Linked DNA regions of Homo sapiens: region 2 is linked to region 1. The links are chromatin contacts, found by Hi-C or POLR2A ChIA-PET in ENCODE. All regions are on one chromosome and are shown on one strand. The core of a region is the stretch at or near the end of the contact, and the rest is flanking DNA. Distances in the headings are between cores, read along the strand shown. Region 1 overlaps PITX1-AS1 (PITX1 antisense RNA 1). Region 2 overlaps PITX1-AS1 (PITX1 antisense RNA 1).

Evidence for each region. Hi-C counts contacts between places; a loop is a spot of excess contacts on that map. ChIA-PET counts read pairs that join two places held with the same protein, here RNA polymerase II (POLR2A). Pooled maps may share reads with other maps.
Region 2: a loop to region 1 is called in a map of IMR-90, with 2.8 times the contacts of the local background. The contact joins two enhancer-like sites. A Hi-C loop is called at or near these places in 1 of 168 maps with a recorded cell type or tissue (IMR-90) and 3 of 50 pooled maps. POLR2A ChIA-PET finds 5 or more read pairs at or near these places in 4 of 52 experiments (AG04450, GM12878, MCF 10A and 1 more).

Annotation. Positions count from the first base shown.
Region 1 is chr5:135,306,031-135,310,510 of GRCh38, reverse strand. All of the region lies in intron 3 of PITX1-AS1 (PITX1 antisense RNA 1), which reads right to left. Among named protein-coding and RNA genes, the nearest start is that of LINC02900, 60 kb to the right of the region's middle. Within about 2 kb of position 2,035, at least 2 of the 41 ENCODE cell types and tissues checked have a DNase peak (open chromatin) inside an H3K27ac peak, as active enhancers do; they include IMR-90 and PC-3, where a contact is called at or near this core.
Region 2 is chr5:135,206,473-135,210,898 of GRCh38, reverse strand. The region is part of intron 3 of PITX1-AS1 (PITX1 antisense RNA 1); the gene reads right to left. Among named protein-coding and RNA genes, the nearest start is that of LINC02900, 39 kb to the left of the region's middle. Within about 2 kb of position 1,943, at least 13 of the 41 ENCODE cell types and tissues checked have a DNase peak (open chromatin) inside an H3K27ac peak, as active enhancers do; they include IMR-90 and PC-3, where a contact is called at or near this core.

The DNA.
Region 1 (4,480 bases), core at 786-3,285:
AGAAATGTAAACAGCTGTCTTGCCTGGCATATTTTTCAACTCACTCATTCACTTCAGGCACCTAAAATCTAACTACAGAATTTTACAAGTCATCTGTTGCCAATGACTATCCATACACCACCATGTCCTTCCATCAATAACAACCCTATACAATTGTATATGATTTATACTTTTTAAACATCTTTTCAGTATATATTTTCACAAGGTCTTCATCCCAGTGGATAGATAAACCAAGAATTCTCTCATTTGACAGATTAAGGAAACTGAGGACCAGAGGTGTCAAGTGATTCACTCGAGGTTCTACAGCAAGGAGGTGGCAGAGCTGCTTCCATTTCCTCCTCTTCATTGCATGTCACTGGTTTCTGCCCACGGGCATGGTTTCCTCCTCTCTCTCACTGACATCATTCATGTTTGTTCATTGAATGTGGAAAAGATTAGCTTTCATCCAATTCAAAGATGCTAATAACACACTTAATGTCTATGAACACATACTGATTTTATTATAATCCTGCTCCTCTTGCTGGAAGCAGCCATGCCTGGCTTGGTGGAGATTCAAGACTCACCATTACAAAGAGTAAGCTATGCTTAGGTTAAATTGGCGTTTGTTCTGAGCCCAGTGGCATTTTTAATGCATTTATAAAAATGGAAATGAGTCAAGGTACCCAAGGCCGATTAAACAGGCAAGTCAAACACCCAAAGAGCCCACAGCAAAGGCTTTGCCTGCAGATTCACAGCCCTGCCAACAGCTCCCATGCTCAGTCCTTCCGAAGGGCTCGCCTCCCAGCACAAAGCCCTATCAGGCCTGCCATCTTAGACAAATCTTCACAATGGCCTTACAGCTTCAGTCCTGTCCCTCTCACATTTCACAGATGAGGAAGCAGAGACTCAGAGAGGTTAACTGACTTCCTAAGACACACAGCTGGCAAGTGGAGTCAGGTCTCAAAATTCTTTGAACTTCTCATGCTGCTCCCGTGTTCACTGATAAAGAGACCCCCTCCTCCTGCCCATTCCTTGCTAAGCCCCCTCTGATCCAAAGAGCACAGTGTACAGGCTAAATAAGTGTATAGTACAAGAGAAGGGGTGTGCAGAACCATTTCAGCCACCACCCAAGGCCATCTCTGTGCAGCCTCTGCCCTCCCCAGGTTCATGTACAAGGTTAATTTCTGATTTGACGCCCTTGAAACAAAGAAGACTTGGAGATAGAAGACACTGGGTACAGAGGAGCAATGCCTCAGGGTCTCATGAACTTGTCAGTTTTACTATTGCTATTATCGTTTTTTGTTCTCATATGGTTTTTGGGTTTGCTGCTCTGGGAAAAGCTAATCCATTAAATGAGCGATGCCTCGTTCTCTTGAATCAAGTGTTTCACTTTGTAGAGGGCACGGAGAACAAGAAAGTAATGTGGAATTATACTAGATCCTGTTTAAAATCCAGGATAGATGAGTCAGAAAATGAAGAGCCACGTGTCTCCTCTGTCTCCTCGTCCTCTCTCGCATGCACACATATACATGACCAAAGTTCACATTCCAGCCCTGAAGGATGTTTTCTCAAGGCCCCTCTCCAAGCTGTTCCAAAAGCCTGAGAAGGCAGTCCCTGCATTCAAGCCTGTCCTGCACTGACAGCCCGCCTGGACACTGCAATAGCTTAGTGGCAAGGGCTGCACCTGCATGACCTCAGATGCCAGTGAGGGCCAGGGAGCATCCCCCACTCATCTTCCAGAAAACCTGGAGAGACAGGCCACATATGCAGCTCTCCCTTGTGGCCTTGGAGTGAGACCATTGAGATCACCTGGCCTCCAGGGCTGCTCCCCACATTCCCCAGGGTTAGGACAAGTTGGGGATATGGAAAAGGGGAACAGACGAGACACCCCAACCCTATTTTAGAAGGAAGGTTATTCACATTCATTCATTCAGCCCCAGCCAGGGCTGGCAGACAGCGTACTAGGAGCTGGTAACTATCACTGGCACAGCACTTCGTGGTTTCCAAAACTACTTATTTCCCACACGTTCTCTCTGGTGACTCACACAGGGCTCCTATTGCCAGACAGGGTAAATGTCATGCCCGTTTTACAGATGAGCACACTGATGTCCAGAAGTGACTTGCCCAGATCACAGGGCAAGGGAGTAGCAAAGCCAGGCTAGGAACCCAGAACACAGATGTGCAGGCAGGCCATGCAGGCCACACCGCCCAAGGCTTCAGAGCCGTCGGGGTCCTCTTGTGGCAGGAAAAGTGGGCTGAAGAGTGACACATCAGAAATGTTTTGGCCTCCACCTCAATTCCAGAGATGGTGGAGGTCAACATACACCTCCCTGCCTGTCCCGTCAGCACTGGGACGATCCTTTCACCAGCCAATCCCCACCCCACGTTCCCTGCACCTAACTGTTCTCATCTTTAAATGCACACATCATGAGTGGCTTCCTCATGAGAGCGCCACAGGAATTGAGAAGGATAAAGCCCACGTGGGTCTCTTCGCCATGCCAGGCACAGGGTGAAGCGCTCCCTAGACATCAGCTCAATGTATTATGATTGCTCCTCAGTGTCCAGCCTGGGCACACCATCAGGGCTCAGCACCTTCACCTGGATTGACCAGGGCCCCCAGGTCAGTAGGTTGGTGTCTTCCCTGCCCTGGCCCCCCAGGAGAGAGGAGGGCAGTGGAGGGAGGGAAGGAGGGAGAGGAGGCATCCGGCAGGGCCCTGGGCCACCTCGTGGCCAGGCATTCCCGCTCCTCGCCTTTGTCTGCACCCCTGTAACTGAGAGGCCTGTCTAGACTGAGCGGCTACTAGAAGTAATCCAGGGAAAATCTCCCTGAAACCCGATCCCTCCCCTTATCGAGGGGCAGGCAGATTAGCCTGATTGATTGAACAATGGACGCCGAGGCTTTAACACGATCTCCATGTGGCTCCCGTGCAGAAGAGGCTCTGGGCAGATGCAGGGCCTGCCTAGTGGAGGAACCTGTCCTGTGGGGTCAGCATCATCGGCCTCCCAGGCTGCTGGAGGGAGAGAGCTGAGAGGACCCACTGCTACCAGGGCGACACTAGAATCCTGACCACCACTTGCACCATGTAGGGGCTGCTTTCCCTGCACAATCCAGGTCCTTGGTTGGGCTTACGTGCTCCACATTGTGAGTGCCTGTCGTCTTCGTCATCGTCATCATCGTCATCACTACTGCTATTTCACAGGTAAAGGCACTGCGCCTAAGCAACTTGCTCAAGGTCACACAAGAAGAAAACGGTACAATCTAGAGTCGGCGCTGGTCTGTTTGACACTGAGGCCTCAACCCTTGCCCGCCCTCACATCCTGCCTCCTTGGTGTTCAGACTGTTGTGGTCAGTGTGACACAAGCCCTGGCCATTGTTCCAGATGACCCTCCAATATCCGTCAGCAAAGCAGTCCTCAATACCACCATAGGTGTAGAAATGCTCTGCAAGCCACACACACCTGGCAGCCAGCAGCAAGGCCAAAGGGCATCATTCTCTTTTGTTTTTATCTAAACCACCATGATTGGGAACTAACCTATAAACAAAGGCAAGGCTGTCCCTAGCTGCCTGCACCGAGAGCCTTCCAGAGTGTGATGTCCAAAGAGAAGGCAAGGATACTGTCACACATGGGGACCATCAGGTCAAGAATAAAAGGGTCATCCTGGCCACAATCCGTGGGTCCCCACAGGGCTGGCTGCAGGGAAGCCCCATTGGTACCTTCTGTAATCCATGTGCTCTGGGACAGCTTGCAGGCAGGGAAGGCAGAAAAGGCAGGGAGGGGATGGATGGATGGATGGATGGATGGATGGATGGATGGATGGACGGACGGACGGACGGACGGACGGACGGACCAGTCACAGCCCGGCCCATGCCCAGCACAGATGAGGCTAGCAGAGGGCAGTCCATGGCAGGAGCACTCAAGTGGGCCACACCTGACTTCCACATACCTCCACCAGTCACCTGTGACCCTGGGACAGTCACCTACCCTGTCTGAGCCACATCAGCTTCATTTTACAAACAAAATACTAGCCACCCACCCCTACCCTGCTCTCCCAGGATAGATAGAAATTAAATGAACCAACCTGCACCCTAAATGTAGGTTAACCTCCTTCCATGGCAACAGACTCAACTCCCTAAGAGTAGAGGCCCCACCCAGAAACTTTTGTTAAAACTCAGAATTGACGTAACTTACCAATGAAATGTAACTGTCTGATAGCAACAAGGCAGGAAAGTCACGTTTGACTGTCCTTGGAGTGCTGATCCAAGGTGGTGCATGCCAGGCAGCCCTTCAACACTGCCCACAGCACAGGGCTAGGGAAGCCTCTCTACCTCGGGCACCACCTGTGTGGCTCTGCAACGCTGAGCAGTGTCTGCTAACAAGAGGGCTGTGGCACATAGGCCTCATTCCACAGATGAGGAAACTGAGGCCCAGGAATATTTCATCAAGGAAATAACATAGATTTCCCCTTAGCTCTTAGCAAAAGGGTTTCCATGGAAGCATTA
Region 2 (4,426 bases), core at 694-3,193, 100 kb after region 1:
CACCTACTGTGTGCAGACCACTGGTCACATCCGCAGCAAGCACTCATATAAGCCGGAGCCCCAGGCTGACAGGGAGAGAGAAGAGTGTGTCGGTATCTGGGAAACCATTTTGCAGAGAACTCACAGAAACCAGGACCACTGCTGCTCTGCCTCCATGCCTCATCATGTCATCCCAAATTAAAGACCTCTGTGGGCTCTTTGCTTTCAAGAGGAAATTCAAGCTAAATTTAATCTGCCTCAACACCCTGTCTGGCAAGCACTAGGCCCCCAAAAAATGCTTTTATACCAATGCACATAAAGCGATTCACTCACGGTACACCCACCCCCAAACTCCATAAAACCCTGCTGGCCTTATCGGCCCCTGCAAAGCTCCTACAACCACAAGACTGGCACACGGCCTGCAATTCCACCAGGAGCTGCTCTTAGCTGGCCCTCACTCACCACACTCTAGCCACACTGATGGTTTTTAATTCCACAAGGAAACCAAGCTCTGCCCCTACCCCAGAGCCTCTGCAGCATGCTAGTCCCTCATCTGCACTGCTCCTCACTTACTGGGTTCCATCCCAGTCTTTACGCCTCAGCTCAAGAGTTACCTCCCAAGAGAAGCCACTGTATCCAGACTAGGTCCCTCTATCCCATTTGTTTAATAGCACTCTTCACAACTTGCCATTGTCTTTTAGTCTCTTTGTGCTTTATCTGACTATCCTTCCCACTCTAATGAAACAGCTCCAGTAAAATGGGCACCATGTCTGTCCTGCTCACCCATGTATTCCTAGTACCTGGTACGCTACAGGTACAAAATAAATGTTTGTAGAATGGGTGGGTGAATGACTGAGTTCCCAGGGAGAGATATTAAAAATAATTACCATCATCCACAATGAATAGAGGGAGTGATGGGGTTCCCTGGTTGGGGAGGTGTGGATGGGGCAGGCAGGGCAGGCTCCTGCCTCCCTCTCAGAGACTGGTGGGACAGACAGAGAATGGCACCAGAAAACTCACCATAGGACCGATGGTGACATTCTGCCCTATCACTAGCTACCCCTGAAGAGGGCATCTCAAACAGCCTGTGGTCCATGACCACAACATGCAGGCCAGGGTCTGAGCCCTAAGGGAGGAGACCTTTCCCTTCCCAGCCTACCTGTACCTTCTCAAGGTCTGCTGTGGGCCAGGGTCACTGGTGGGAGATAGGGAAGGGCACCCTGGAGAGTACAGCAGCCATCGGCACCATGTTGACAGGCCCCAATGGGAGCCTGATCTCATCACGTCTTCCCTGCTGACAAAAATGCAGCTCCCTGGGTGGGGACACTTACAGAGAACATCAGACCCCATGCCCAACCCCCCATATAGATCCCAGCCAACATTTCCAGTTTGCGAGTTTCTCTAAGCAGATGTGTGCCAGACTGGGCTGGATTACCATTGTAACATTTGCCTTTCATGGGAGTCTAAGCTTCTCCCTCCCAGACTTAGATTTGAAACAAGCTGTGATGGATGTTCATGCTAATAGGAAGACTAACAGCTGGTCACCATTTATTTATGCAAAGAACTTCACGTGGGGAGAAACGTCTACATACCACATCATCAACTAGACACCATTCTGTTACCACGCACAGGCCTGCCGTGTGGGGCTTCCTGCTAAATTAGAGTCCTCCTGTCCCCATGGCTTCTCCTGCCCAGGGATCCCTCACTGAGGAGGAGATGAGGCTGAGGAGGGGGTTTCTCCTCGCATTCATGTCCTCACTCACTCCATGGCCCCAGGCTGGAGTATTTATATAGCCACATTGACTGCTTGCAGCCAGCGAGGTCCATTAGTAGGATGTAAACAGCTCTCAGCTCTTCAAAGGCCAGGGCCAGCCATTCTGTGGGGTCTGAGTCAGCCTGCCAGGGGCTCGCGTTTCAAGCCTTATTCATCTTCCTGATAACTTCCATAAAGGGCCAATGCTGCCTTCCTGGTGTGCTGGGCCTGCCAACAGCACCCCCAGTGGGATTTTCACAAGAAATTGGCATTCACTAAGCTCCTGCTATATACATAACTCTTTCCCAGTCACTCTGGGGAGGGAGAAAAGAGCAGAAAATACATTCACTATCTTTTAGGGCATAAGGCACATGTGGGTAAGAAATATTATGAGTCATCACACAGAAAACCCAACCAAGGGCAGAGTGACATCGGGAAGGGCAGGGTGAGCCAGGAGGGCATAGAACTTAGTGTCCAAGGACATGGGCCACCTCTAGAGAGCCTGGGGTTTGAATGCTAATTGCCTTTAACTGTGTGACCTCAGTCAAGTGGCTTAAACCCTCTGGGCCTAGGTTTTCTCACCTACAAAACGGAGATGACAGCAATAAGATTATGGTGAGGACTAAACAAAATGGTACATGGAGAACACTTAGCATGATGCCTGGAAGAGAGTAAGTGCTCAAGAAACATCAGCTGTGGTTCATTACAAGAGGAAGCTTTCTGGAGAAGGTGAGTTCTGAGCATTCAGAACAAGTGAGGAACACAGACAGACCCCTTCCCTAGCTGGTCATCTTGTCTGTGGGGTGGTGACATTGGCACACACTGCCTCTCTGATTCAGAGTACAGAAGAGGGAAAGACCATTTGCTGGTCTTCTAAGTGTGGACAAAAAAATCCACTCCTAAGAGCCACTCGGTCTTCCAGGAAAAACGAGCAATCCTATAGCAAATTAGCCCATGGAAAAGATTGCCCAAAAGTTCAGAGTCAGATTGTCCTTAGTCTGGGGTAGCCCTGTCGCTCGAGGAAGCTGAGCCTGGCCACAGCTGGGGGTCAGGGCACAGGGGTGGTGGGGCAGAGAGACAGTATGCTTCCTGGCAACACTCCCATTGTCATCACTGCAGAGAGGGGCTTGGAGGAGAGGAGCACCAGCCTTGCACTTTGAAACTGTTACTGGCTTCTGACTCAGACCAAAAAAACCAAACCAAACAAACAACTTCTTTGATTATGCTGGGAGCATGCAAAAAGAAAAACAACAACAACAAAAAGCCTTCGTCTCCTGGCCAGACTTCAAGTCAGAGCGTAGAAGGAATATCTGCATCTGTGCAGATTTTCACAAAGCACTTTCTCATCCTTTGTCTCAGGGTACCCTTACAAGGATCCAGGAAGGCAAGCAGAGAAAGCATGAGTATCATCTTCAGTTTGCAGGTGAAAAATTGGGGTTCAGAGAGGCGAAGGGACTTGCCCAAGGTCACAAGTGACAATGTGGCAAAGCTCAAACTCAAACCCAAGTCTTCCAGTGCCTGATCTAGTCCTCATTGTCTTCCCCACCTGACTCTCTTCCTACCAGTCCCAGCTGCCAAAAATCAGGGCTGTTTGGACAGATAAAGAATATATACAATAAAAAAAAAAAGCTTTCAGCCATGCATGAGACTCCATGGGAGCAAACGATATATTGCATATGGCAACTTCCTTCCCAGATGTTCCCAAGATGGCAAGAGAGCTCCCAGAGGGAAGACAACAAGTTCTCAAGAAGGAAGCAACTTAAGTTCTGCCAAGAGGGAATGGCAAAATGAACTACATCATGTTCACACTGTGGAACAGCAACAGCCACAAGAACAGAACAAGGCTGATCTTGATGTACTGGCACAGGAAGAACACTGGGGCACTGACGAGTAAGAGCCACAGTTGTGAATGAAGCATGCTGTATGATCCCATGGATATCAAACAAGCAATGAAAACAAAACCACATACTGTCTCTGGATTCATAGACACATACGTAAATGCACGGAAAAACATCTGACAAGACCCACCCTCTATCAGATATCTTCCACTTGCCCCTGCAGGGCCACGATCCACCCTCTGGGCCCCAGGAGGTGGCTCTATATGAACTGCATCAGTGGGCTGCCTTGCAGCACCAGCAGGAGACCAAAGGAAGGGGAGAGAATGAGGTTGGAATACTTACTAGGTTGGTGCAAAAGTAGTTATTTTCCCAGTCCTCCCACCAGGAGGTCTCCAAAAACTGGCCACTTCCCTCAGCCAAAGATTATGGCTCCTTTCAAGGTGCCCACACTCTCCTCTTCCAGGTTCTTGTTCTTTGGGCCTAAGGTGAGAAAGGCTTTCTGCTGTAGCAAGCCCTGGAGTGCCGCACTATGCTTTGTGGATTCCCCTGCCCACAACTTTACAATCTTGTCCTTATAGTAAAATTATCCTAGTTAGAATGTGCCATCTGTTTCCTCCCAAGACAACACTCAAGTTATCCACTGAGGGGGCAGTGGAGGAAGAGAGCAGCAGGCACTGGTAGCTGAGGCTTGGCGATCTATAGTGGCATTAGCCTTTGCAGTAATTATATGCTCGTGTGTTTACTTTGTATCATGGAAAATTTCAAGCACAGGCAAAAACAGAATAGCGTAACAAGGTCCCAGGTATCCATTTCCCAGCTTCAACAATCATCAATTCATGGTCAATCTTGTTTCAAC